Regions from separate parts of the Homo sapiens genome. Here region 1 is linked to region 2. A link is a contact called in ENCODE Hi-C or POLR2A ChIA-PET data. All regions are on one chromosome and are shown on one strand. Each heading gives the region's core, a stretch centred on a gene start or an enhancer-like site at or near the end of the contact. The rest is flanking DNA. Distances are from core to core; before and after follow the strand shown. Region 1 has its middle 34 kb from the start of MED18. Region 2 has its middle 21 kb from the start of EYA3.

Region 1 (5,669 bases), core at 1-2,500, 190 kb before region 2:
TCACACTTCTTGGAACTTCAGTCTCTGACTGTGCTTTCAATCTGACTCACCTTCAAAGACCAGCTGAGCCACCACTTCCTCTGTGAAGCCTTCCTGATTGCCACCAGCTGGAATTGACCTCAGTCGTACCTTAACCACACCTGAATGCTCTTTATTTATTATTATTATTATTATTATTATTATTATTATTATTATTTTTGAGACAGAGATTCTCTGTGTTGCCAGGCTGGAGTGCAGTGGTGCAATCTCAGCTCACTGCAACCTCCGCCTCCTGGGTTCAAGCAATTCTCCTGCCTCAGCCTCCCAAGTAGCTGGGACTACGGGTGTGTGCCACCACCCCCAGCTAATTTTTGTATTTTTAGTGGAGACGGGGTTTCACCATGTTGGCCAGGATGGTCTTGATCTCTTGACCTGGTGATTCACCCGCCTCGGGCTCCCAAAGTGCTGGGATTACAGGCGTGAGCCACTGCGCCTGGCCGCTGAATGCTCTTTATTAGCACCTCTCATTGTCTCTTTGCTGGAAATTAGACTTTTACCTGCCTTTATCTCCTCTATGAGACCCCAAGCTTGTTGAAGTCAGGGACTCCATCTTACTCATCTTTCCATCTCCCTAAAAGCCTGTCACAGTGATCCTCTGCTACTTAATTAGTCCTATGACATTGGACAAAGTCCTTCACCTCTTTGAGCCTTGGTTTATTCTTTTGTAAAATAGGAATGGTAATAGCTCTTACCATAAATATCTTTTTGTGAGGACTGAGACATACGTACACCCATAATTTATTGCATGTATACCATGTGTTTCAGAGAGATGATGTTTCTTGCAAAGGACACACACCTAGTGCTGGCAGGGCTGGGATTCAAATGTCCTCTACATAGAGACTGTCCTCCTAACCTCTATTCCAAAGGGCCTCCCACGTAGGAGAGGAAGAGGCTGGCACAGTAGGTGCACAACGAATGTTGCTAAATGCTTGACTCTCTTGAATCAATTCTGCTTTGACTGCACTTTCCTCTGGACTATGCTTTGCCCTTCTCCAGTTCATCCTGGCTGTGTCGTCAGACCACGTGACACACACTCCCCTCGGGGGCCCTACTTAATTCCTGCTGACCTGGAATGTCTTCCAAACACTCCGGTAAACTGGGAGGAGTCTGTGGGCTGTAAATCCTGGATCTTGGGCAGCCCAAAGGTCTCTGTTTGCGCTGACCCAGACAACAGCTGGAACTCCAGCCAGGGGAGATGCTGCCTGGCGGGGGAGGAGGCATGGAACGTGCGAGCCTTCCCATCCTCCCCCACACAGAGGAGTCCAAGGTCCAAGGCTACAGGTCTGCTGTCTTGAACATATTGCTCACTTTTTGGTTTCCGTGGTATTTATGTGATAAAACCAGTTGTTCTTTGTTGTGAGCCTCCTCACGTCATAACAGCCTTGTGGTAGATATTTGGGAAAAGGACCATGATGATTTGGATCCATCAAACTCAGATTGCTCCTCCTGAAAACACGTTTTTTCCCCAAAGTCTATTTGTTTTCCATTTACTAAGCAGTTGATATGTGCCAGGTGTTGTATTGAACACATTACGTGCATTATATAATTCAGAATTTCTCAAGCTCAGGGCCATTGACTTTTTGGACTGGATAACTCTGTGTTCAAAGGGACCACCCTATGCATTGGAGGATGTTTAGCAGCTTCCCTGGCCTCTACCCACTGAGATGCCAGAGGCCCCCTGTAACAGCCAAAAATGTCTCCAAACTTTGCCAAATATCCCGTGAGGACAAAATCATCCCTAAGTAAGAACCACTGATTTAACTGAATAGACATAAGGATCTTATGAACTATTATCCCTTTTCCCAGAAGAGTAAACTGAGACTAACAGAGGTGAAGTGACTCACCTAAAGTCATACAACAAATGGTAGAGCTGGAATTTGAACTCTGGCTCCAGTGCATAGGGTTTTAATCACTAGACCAATGTCAACAAGACTGTCAAAAGACTGACAATACCAAGTGTTGGCAAAGATGCAGAGCAACTGGAACTGGAGCTGGGTGCAGCGGCTCATCTCTGTAGCCCCAGCATTTTGGGAGGTCAAGGCAGGAGGATCACTGGAGCCCAAGAGGTCTAGACCAGTCTGGGCAACATAGGGAGACCCTCATCTCTACAAAAAATAAAAAATAAAAATAGCTGGGTATGTCCACATAAATAGCAGGTTTACTCATAATAGCCAAAATTGGAAACAACTCAAATGTCTATCAACTCATGAATGAATAAATGAATTGTAATATATCCATACAATAGTATTGTGCTCAGCAACAAAAAGGAATGAACTATGGATACACACGACAACATGAATTAGCTTCAAAAGCTTTATGGTAACGAAGAAGACAAACACAAAAGATTACACAATGAGGCCAGGTGTGGTGGCTCAGGCCTGTAATCCCAGCACTTTGGGAGGCCAAGGTGGGCGGATCACTTGAGCTAGGGAGGTTGAGGCTGCAGTGAGCCATGATCGTGCCACTGCACTCCAGCTTGGGCGGTGGAGTGAGACCCTGTCTCAAAAAATAAGAATAATAACAAATATTTGTTAATAGAAAATATTGCCATTTATATGTCATCATTTCTCAAGAAGTGATCACGTTATCTATGTACTTATTGTAAGTTTTTTAGGTATAATTTTTTTTTTTTTTTTGAGACAGAGTTTTGCTCTTATTGCCCAGGCTGGAGGGCAATGGCACAATCTCAGCTCACCGCAACTTCCGCCTTCTGGGTTTAAGTTATTCTCCTGCCTCAGCCTCCTGAGTGGCTGGGATTACAGGCATGTGCCACCACGCCCGGCTAATTTTTTTTTTTTTTTTTTTTTTTTTTTTTTTTTTTTTTGAGACGGAGTCTCGCTCTGTCGCCCAGGCCGGACTGCGGACTGCAGTGGCGCAATCTCGGCTCACTGCAAGCTCCGCTTCCCGGGTTCACGCCATTCTCCTGCCTCAGCCTCCCGAGTAGCTGGGACTACAGGCGCCTGCCACCGCGCCCGGCTAATTTTTTGTATTTTTAGTAGAGACGGGGTTTCACCTTGTTAGCCAGGCTGGTCTCGAACTCCCAACCTCAGGTGATCCACCCACCTTGGCCTCCCAAAGTGTGGTATAATTTTTTTTTTTTTTTTGAGATGGAGTTTCGCTGTTGTTGCCCAGGCTGGAGTGCAATGACACGATCTTGGCTCACCACAACTTCCGCCTCCTGGGTTCAAGCGATTTCTCCTGGCTCAGCCTCCCAAGTAGCTGGGATTACAGGCATGTGCCACCACACCCGGCTAATTTTATATTTTTAGTAGAGACAGGGTTTCTCCATGTTGGTCAGGCTAGTCTCAAATTCCGACTGTGATCCACCTGCCTCGGCCTCCCAAAGTGCGGTATAATTTTTTTGAAATGGAATCCTGCAACATTGCCCAGGCTTTTCTGGAACTCCTGGGGTCAGCTTCAGTTTTCCCACCTCAGCTTCCTGAGTAGTTGGGATTGCAGATGTAAACCACCACACCCGATGTGTAGGTATAATTTTTATTAATGGTCAAACTCTCTTCAGTAAATGTGTAAATTATGATTATTATAGTTCTTTTCTTCAATAGGTTACTGTCAATTTATCTAATGACCTCTGCATTCATTAGCAAACACTCCACAATGACAATATTGTCTTAAGACTAGTGAATTAATACATTTTGTTGCATTATGTTTGTGTTCTAAACTTAAAAGCTAATTTTTGAATGCAAAACTTTGTCATCTGCTAAAGAATTAAATGGATTAAGAATAACAACAAAAACAAAAACAAAACTAATTTGTAATAACAGAAAGCTGATAGTGGGTGCCTGGGGCCAGAAAGCAGGATGGGATATTCACTGCAAAGGAGCACAAGGAAATTAGATTTGGATGGTAGTTGCATAGGCGTATGCTTTTCTCAAAACTCATGGAAATGTCTGCATTTAAAATGAGTGCGTTTTGGCCGGGCACGGTGGCTCGCGCCTTTTATCCCAGCACTTTGGGAAGCTGAGGCGGGCGGATTGCCTGAGCTCAGGAGTTTGAAACCAGCCTGGGCAACATGGTATAACCCCGGCTCTACTAACAATACAAAAAATTAGCCAGACGTGGTGGCGGTCGCCTGTTAATCCCAGCTACTAGGGAGGCTGAGGCAGGAGAATCGCTTGAACTCGGGAGGCAGAGGTTGCAGTGAGCCAAGATCATGCCACTGCCCTCCAGCCTGGGTGACAGAGTGAGACTGTCTCAAAAAAAAAAAAAAAAGTGTGCATTTTATTATATGCAGATTCTACTGTATAAATTTGGTTTGAAAGGAAAAAATAAATTGCGGCAGGGAAATGCAGATTGGAGGAAGATATCAATGTGAAACAGGAAAAGAGGCTTAGAGGGTTCTTCTTTGGTTGGTCAGTGACTTTGGCTCTGAGATTTGTTTCCCCAAATTCTTACCCAGGAGCACCGGAGGCCCAGCTGAAATGCCACCACTTCTAGGAAACTTCCCTGGCTTCCCCAGCCCACAGTGTCTTCTGGGAAGAATGTTCATTCTGCATATTAATATTTAAAAATTCCTTCATCGGCAGGGTGCAGTGGCTCACGCCTGTAATCTCAGCACTTTGGGAGGCCAAGGCGGGTGGATCACTTGAGATCAGGAGTTCAAGACCAGTCTGGCCAACATGGGGAAACCCCATCTCTACTAAAAATATAAAATTAGTGGAGCATAGTGGCGCACACCTGTAATCCCAGCTACTTGGGAGGCTGAAGCTTGAGAATTGCTTGAACCTGGGAGGCGGAGGCTGCAGTGAGAGGAGATCGTGCCACTCCAGCCTTGGCGACAGAATGAGACCCTGTCTCAAAAACAAACAAACCTCCTCCATAAGTGAGTGCATTTCAGTTTATTAAATGCTTTCAGCCTATTATTTCAGCTGATTCTTTAAAAAAAAATTTATTATTATTTTTTAATTTACCACAACATGTCAGTCAACTCAGCTGATTCTTAACCACTGATCAGGTCAAAGATTCTCCCCATTTTAGAGATGGGGAAACTAACATTTTCCTTCAGGGAAAGAAGTGACTTGTTTACATCTTAAAGCCACAAATTAAGACAGTGCCTGGACTAGTACCTGGGCCTGCAGTGCTCCTTCCCTTGGAAGGCAGTGGAAGGGTGGGTGGAAAGAGCACTTTCTGGAGAGTTTAGAACTCCTGCTCATTTGCTTGGGACATGTCTGGGCAATGTTAATATTGCTAGACCTCAGCTTTCATAGCTAAAAATTGGTAAAATCCTCACTTTGCCTATGTCTCAGGATTGTGGTTAGGATTGCCTAGAACAGTCTTGGCTCATAAATAAGTGATTAAAAAAAAATATATATATATATAGGCCAGGCGCAGTGGCTCACGCCTGTAATCCCAGCACTTTGGGAGGCCAAGATGGGCGGATCACAAGGTCAGGAGATCGAGACCATCCTGGCTAACAAGGTGAAACCCCGTCTCTACTAAAAATACAAAAAATTAGCCAGGCGTGGTGGCAGGCGCCTGTAGTCCCAGCTACTAGGGAGGCTGAGGCAGGAGAATGGCATGAACCCGGGAGGTGGAGCTTGCAGTGAGCTGAGATAGTGCTACTGCACTCCAGCCTGGGCGACAGAGCAAGACTCCATCTCAAAAAAAAAAAA
Region 2 (6,237 bases), core at 1,011-3,510:
TTCCCCCATCCCCACACCAAGTGATACTCACATGGCTGCCAATCACAGAACGCCACCTCTCTGACCACAAGAGTGACTCAATCCTGGGTCAACTGGACTTTCTCAGGACTTTGGAACTGTGGAGACACTCAGGGATGGAAGGAAGTGGGAGCTGAGTCATTTGATGTGTTTCCCCTAAAGCAGTGCTTCTCATAAGGGGGTCCCTTGACCTGCAGCAACAGCATCTGGGAACCTGTTAGAAATACAGATTCCCGGGCCCCAACCCACACCTACTGGATTAGAAACTCTAGGGGTAGGCCCCAGCAATCTGTGTTTTAAAAACCCCTCCAGGTGATTCTGCTGCATACTAGGGAAACCACAAGTTTCTGTAAGTGGGATTCCCAGAGCTTACCTGCACCTTATCCTTTTCTTGGCCTTGGCTGTTGAGATCTTCCTTAGATTCTTTGGTCTTCCCAATGTCTTTCTAGTAAATTCTTTGTTTTGTTTGAGCAACTCAGAGTTGCTTTCTGTTGCTTGCAACCTAAGGACCCTGACTAATGGTCCTCCCATCTAATTCATATCTACACAGACCCTTCTTGAACCATGGGCCTTCCTGCCGTATGTAGACTGCAATGGTTTGACTTCACCCTGGTCTTTGTATTTTGCTTCAACGCCAAACCATATTAACTCCAAAGCAGAGCTCAGTGGGCATCTGATTAGGCTCTTTCACTGTCCTGCCTGTTTATTCAGTTGCCTCCCCAGTAATGCAAGTCTTTATAAGAACATCTCTTATTCCTCCATTTAGTTGACATCTCTGTTTTTTTCGTCTTAGCTCCCAATCTTCTTCTTCTTCTTTTTTTTTTTTAACTATTAACAACACACCAATGGCATAATGAAGTTTGTTTTTTTCTTTCCTATATGAGTTAAGGAACAGAATAAGCTGCTTTAGTAAAGAGGCTCAAAAATACAGAATAAATTTATTTATTTACTTATTTATTACTGAGACAGGATCTCATTCTGTCTTCCATGCTGGAGTACCATGGTATGATCATAGCTCACTGTAACCTCAAACTCCTGGGTGTAAGGAATCCTCCTGCCTCAGCCTCCTGAGTAGCTAGGATTACAGGTGCTCACCACCATGCCTGGATCATGTCTCAGAGCAGCCTCAACCTCCTGGGCTCAAGTGATTCTCCCACCTCAGCCTCCCGAGTAGCTGGGATTATTGGCATGGGCCACCATGCCCAGTTACTTTAGGGTCTCATTATCTTGCCCAGGCTGGTCTTGAACATTTGGGCTCATGTGATCCTCCTGCCTCCACTTCCCAAAGTATTGGGATTACAGGCATGAGCCACCATGCCCCAGCTAGAGCAAATTTATTTTGAATCTCTTGTTTTACAGGTTTTGTTTGTTGTTCTTATTTTGTCTTTTGTTGTTGTTTTATCCCTTTAAGCATATGGGTGATTCAGGATGAGTCCAGAGGTGAGTAAGGGGCTCTGCTTCAGGTAGTCATTTGGGGATACAGGTTCCCTCTATCTTGTTGCTCTGCCGTCTCCAAGGACATCATTGAAGCATCTATATACAAGCCTGTGGTAAGTGGGGGAAAGAGGAAGTAAATGGCTAACAATTTCACTTTAGGAAATGATGTAGAAGTGATGATCACATGAATCTATACATTTTCCAGTGGTGAGTACTTAGTTACATGGTCACACCCAGCTAGCTACCATGGCAGCGGTGACCATGAACTATGATCTGGATCTGGGCAGCCATATACCCTGCTATATCTTGGGGTGAAAATTATTTTATTACTAGAAGAAAGGGGGAAGTAATGGATAATGGAGACAGTTAGCAATCTTTTCACACTTTCTAACTCTGAGCCTTGTATCCAAGTGTTGAAAGTTCAAATGCCTTCACAGGGGCTAGGCAGGTGATTAACTGAGTAAAGCAATCTAAAAGGAGTGAGGTGACTGTGACAAAGTAGGATGCACTGTGTCCTGTCTAAAGGGGGTAACAGTTACTTGATCCCTTCCCCTTCTTCATTAACAGAATTCCAAGCTTGTTTGAGTGCCCAGCCTTGGAGCACAAATCATAATTTTCTATTATCAATCATGAAATTCTGTTTCTAGTGTCTTCAGCCTCCCCTGTGTCTGGGAATCTCCATATGACTCAGCCAATGGGAGAGTTAAGGAAGTCTGGCGGGGGACTTCTAGGAAAGCTTTTGTTTTCCTAGTAAAGAGTCAGCCATGACTGGAGCTTTCCCATACCAGTTCTTCCTGATTTGAATGTGGGTGAGATGCCTGGAGCTGGGGCAGCCATCATATGACCTGGGGTGGCAAGCAAGAGGGGAAAACCAAAAGAACTGTGGTGATACTGAGCTAGAAAGAACTAGGGCCAGAACCTGCCTGACTCCAGACATCTTGTCATGTGAATAACACAAAAAACCAAAACACCTATTTGTTTAATGAAACTTAAAATTGGCTTATCTGAACTTCATGGCCGTTCAAAACTGATCTAATCCTTCCAGATTTATTTTTCAAGTTTCAATTATTTATTAATCAGGGTAATCTCCAACACATTACATCAACATGATTTCATGTATTTAGAGGACAAATATTTCCTGATTAAATGGAAAATTGTGCGGATGGCTTCAGAAAGACCTTCATTCGAAAGCAGCTTTAATAGTGAAACACTTCATTTACAAATCTGGACCTTCTTTCTTCAGTTTGCTATAATCCACATTCACTGAGTAAAACTTGGATGGATTGTTGGGACCCAGTTTGTTACAGGGCTCTGGGTTATTCTTTCTTTCCTTTTTATTTATTTTTTTTTTTGAGACTGAGTCTCGCTTCGTCGCCCAGGCGGGAGCACAGTGTCACGATCTAAGCTCACTGCAACCTCTGCCTCCAAAGTTCAATCAGTTCTCTTGCCTCAGCCTCCCGAGTAGCTGGGATTACAGGCACATGCCACCACATCCAGCTAATTTGTTGTATTTTTAGTAGAGACAGCGTTTCACCATGTTGGCCAGGCTGGTCTTGAACTCCTGGCCTCAAGTGATCTGCTCACCTTGGCCTCTCAAAAAGCTGGGATTATAGACATGAGCCACCACACCAGGCCTCTGGGTAATTCTTTCTGTCCTAACATCCGGATTGAACAATGCCAGACTTAAGACATACAATGCTTTTCTAATACCTCTAAATCCAATAAATACAAAGAAGGGATCAAGCTCAGATGCTTCTTGGCCTGACTGAGGATCTGCTGGAGCTTGTCTGCAGCAGAGGTCTCCCATTCGAAAGGAGAGAACCAGCCTAGCTATCAGGCCCTGGACTAAGTAGTATCTGCCCCAGATATTTTAACATGTATATTCACTTTGTATAAAGATGAAATGCATACGCTGCTTTGTAACTTAAAAAAGAAGTACTGGCCAGGTGTGGTGGCTCACGCCTGTAATCCCAGCAGCTTGGGAGGCCGAGGCAGGCAGATCACAATGTCAGGAGTTCAAGACTAGCCTGGCCAAGAGACCAGCCTGGCCAATATGGTGAAACCCCATCTCTACTAAAAATATAAAAATTAGCCGGGCGTGGTGGTGTGCACCTATAATTCCAGCTACTCGGGAGGCTGAGGCAGGAGAATTGCTTTAACCTGGGAGGCGGAGATTGCAGTGAGCTGAGATCACACCATTGCACTCCAGCCTGGGCGACAGAGCAAGACAAGGCATTTTTCATTTTGATGACTGCAGAATATCCACTGTATGTGTATAGCTTAGCAGCTAATCAATCCTTTATCATTGGACATTCAGTTAGTTTACAGTTTAGCTGTTTTTATTTTTGTTTTTGAGAGGGCAGTTTGCTATTGTAAACAATGCTGTAACGGACTACCTTTTAACTAAGCCTCTTCTTTTTTTTTTTTTGAGACACAGTCTCACTCTTGCCCAAGCTGGAGTGCAGGCTCGGCTCACTGCAACCTCCTTCTCCTGGGTTCAAGCTATTCTCGTGCCTCAGCCTCCCATGTAGCTGGGATTATAGGGATGTGCCATCATGCCCATCTAATTTTTTTTGCATTTTTAGTAGAGATGGGGTTTTGCCATGTTGACCAGGCTGGTCTCGAACTCCTGACCTCAAGTGATCCACCTGTTTCGGCCTCCCAAAGTGCTGGGATTACAGTGAGCCACCGCTCCCAGCCTTAACTAAGTTTCTTAATATACTCTTATAATTACATTCTTGATTATTTTCTTAACTTTCCAGAAGTGAAATGGCTGGGTCAGAAGACAATAAATAGCAATCTCTTTTAAGTAAAATGATGCACTTGCTTTTGGTTCTGTTTCTGCTACTTTGAGTAAGTAATCACTCATTTATTCATCATCCATTCACTTAACAAGCACAAGAAGCACAGAGTAAAATGTGGTCCTCGTCTTCAAGGAGCTCATAATGGAATGGCAGAGGCAGGCAGGGCAACAGTTAATGAGAAGGAGTGACAGTTGTGGTGGCGGCTTTCGACAAGGTTTCCAGTGATCCCTGCTTCCTGATATTCATGCCCTTGTGTAATTCCCTACCCATGAATATGGGCTGGACCTAGTGAATTGCTTCTGATGAATGGAATATGACAAAAGTGATAGGATGTCACTTCTGTGATTAGGTTACAAAGAACTGTGACTTCCATCTTGGTAGCTCTCTCTCTCTTTTCCTTGCCCTCTCATTTGCTTGGTCTGATGAAGCCAGCTGCCACACTTACTTGATGGAGAGGCCTATGTAGCAGGGAACCCAGGGAGGCCTCCCGCTAGCAGCTCTTGAGGAACTGAGGCCTCAGTCCAACAGCCTGTGAGGAACTGAATTCTGCCAACAATCATGTGAGCTAGGAAGCAGATCTTTTCCATTGAGCCTTCGCTGACCAAGGACTTAGCCAAGCCATGCCTGGATGCCTGATCCATTAAAACTGAGAGAATGAATTGATATAGTCTTAAGCCCCTACATTTTGGAGAATTTGTTACATGGCAGTAGATGACTAATACACAAGCAGAGTGGTACAAATGAGTGTGTGATAGGTGCAGGCATGAAGGAGAAGCATGAAACCGCCATGGTGGGGAAGGGCCACGTCTGATAGGAGTTCTGAGTGGAGGGCAGGCTTGCATTGCATTTTGCAAGCTAAGAAGGAATTAGGGGAAGAGAAGAAGTTTCCAGAACAATCAAGCTCTGAGACCATTTCCCTAACCTGTGTTACCAGATCACTTGTTGCACCCTTGGCTAGAGGTAAATTCACTGTGAAGTTAGCAGAGTTTAAGCCCCAGGGCCCCTCACCTGCACAAACTCCTTTTAAAGCCCAAGAAGGGTCCTAGTAATGTTGTATTTATAATTCTGCATTCTTTTTCTTAAGGAGAGCCACCTAATTTAGGCCCCTGCATCAATGGACTTGCCAAGACCCTTTTAACGCCCTTCCTCTCGCCCCTTTCAATCTATAGCATATACTTACCAGTCCTATTTGGCTCTGCCTCCTCAAATACTGTTTCTCAGCAGCTCATCCTAGCCCTTCAGCCTTTACTTCCTTAACCTAAACAATCCAGGTTCTGGAGTTTTCCCTACAGGCCCTGTTCTCTACCTCTTTAATCATCTTTACTGCTGTTTTTGTTTTATTTTATTTATTTATTTTATTGAGATGGAGTTTTGCTCTTGTTGCCCAGGCTGGAGTGCAATGGCGCAATCTCAGCTCACTGCAACATCCGCCTCCCAGGTTCAAGCAATTCTCCTGCTTCAGTCTTCCCGAATAGGTGGGATTACAGGCATGCACCACCACGCCAGGCTAATTTTGTAGTTTTAGTAGAGATAGGGTTTCTCCATGTTGGTCAGGATGGTCTCTAACTTCTGACCTCAGGTGATCCGCCCACCTTGGCCTCCCAAAGTGCTAGGATTACAGGCGTGAGCCACCATGCCCTGCCTTTTACTGCTGTTTTTGAAGACTCAAAAAAGTTTTTCCTTAAGTGGTAGTTTCCAGAACGGATGTGTTTTTGTAAATGGCAAGCCTGGTTCCTGACCAAATGGCATTCGAGCAGGGAGGGCCACGTGGGGCCCTCAGAACAGCCTCTCTGCCCATTGTTTCCCTACCTCCCACCCCCAACTTCAGAATGACAAAGTTTCATCTGATGAAAGGAGGGAGTGGCTGGGGAGAAAGTAGAAGGGGCAACAGGAGAGGGGGCAACAGGAGAGAGGGTACCCTTCCACTTCCTTAGAGATGGGACCTCTCTTTTAAGATGCTTTTGGCAGTATTTCAAGC

Evidence for each region. Hi-C counts contacts between places; a loop is a spot of excess contacts on that map. ChIA-PET counts read pairs that join two places held with the same protein, here RNA polymerase II (POLR2A).
Region 1: a map of CD4-positive, alpha-beta T cell shows a loop between it and region 2 (2.2-fold over the local background). The contact joins two enhancer-like sites. A Hi-C loop is called at or near these places in 1 of 168 maps with a recorded cell type or tissue (CD4-positive, alpha-beta T cell). POLR2A ChIA-PET finds 5 or more read pairs at or near these places in 3 of 52 experiments (GM12878, activated CD4-positive, alpha-beta T cell and naive thymus-derived CD8-positive, alpha-beta T cell).

The regions. Positions count from the first base shown.
Region 1 is chr1:28,292,397-28,298,065 of GRCh38, reverse strand. No RefSeq gene overlaps it. Among named protein-coding and RNA genes, the nearest start is that of MED18, 34 kb to the left of the region's middle. RefSeq lists an enhancer at 1-71. Within about 2 kb of position 1,250, at least 9 of the 41 ENCODE cell types and tissues checked have a DNase peak (open chromatin) inside an H3K27ac peak, as active enhancers do.
Region 2 is chr1:28,106,739-28,112,975 of GRCh38, reverse strand. No RefSeq gene overlaps it. Among named protein-coding and RNA genes, the nearest start is that of EYA3, 21 kb to the right of the region's middle. Within about 2 kb of position 2,260, at least 6 of the 41 ENCODE cell types and tissues checked have a DNase peak (open chromatin) inside an H3K27ac peak, as active enhancers do.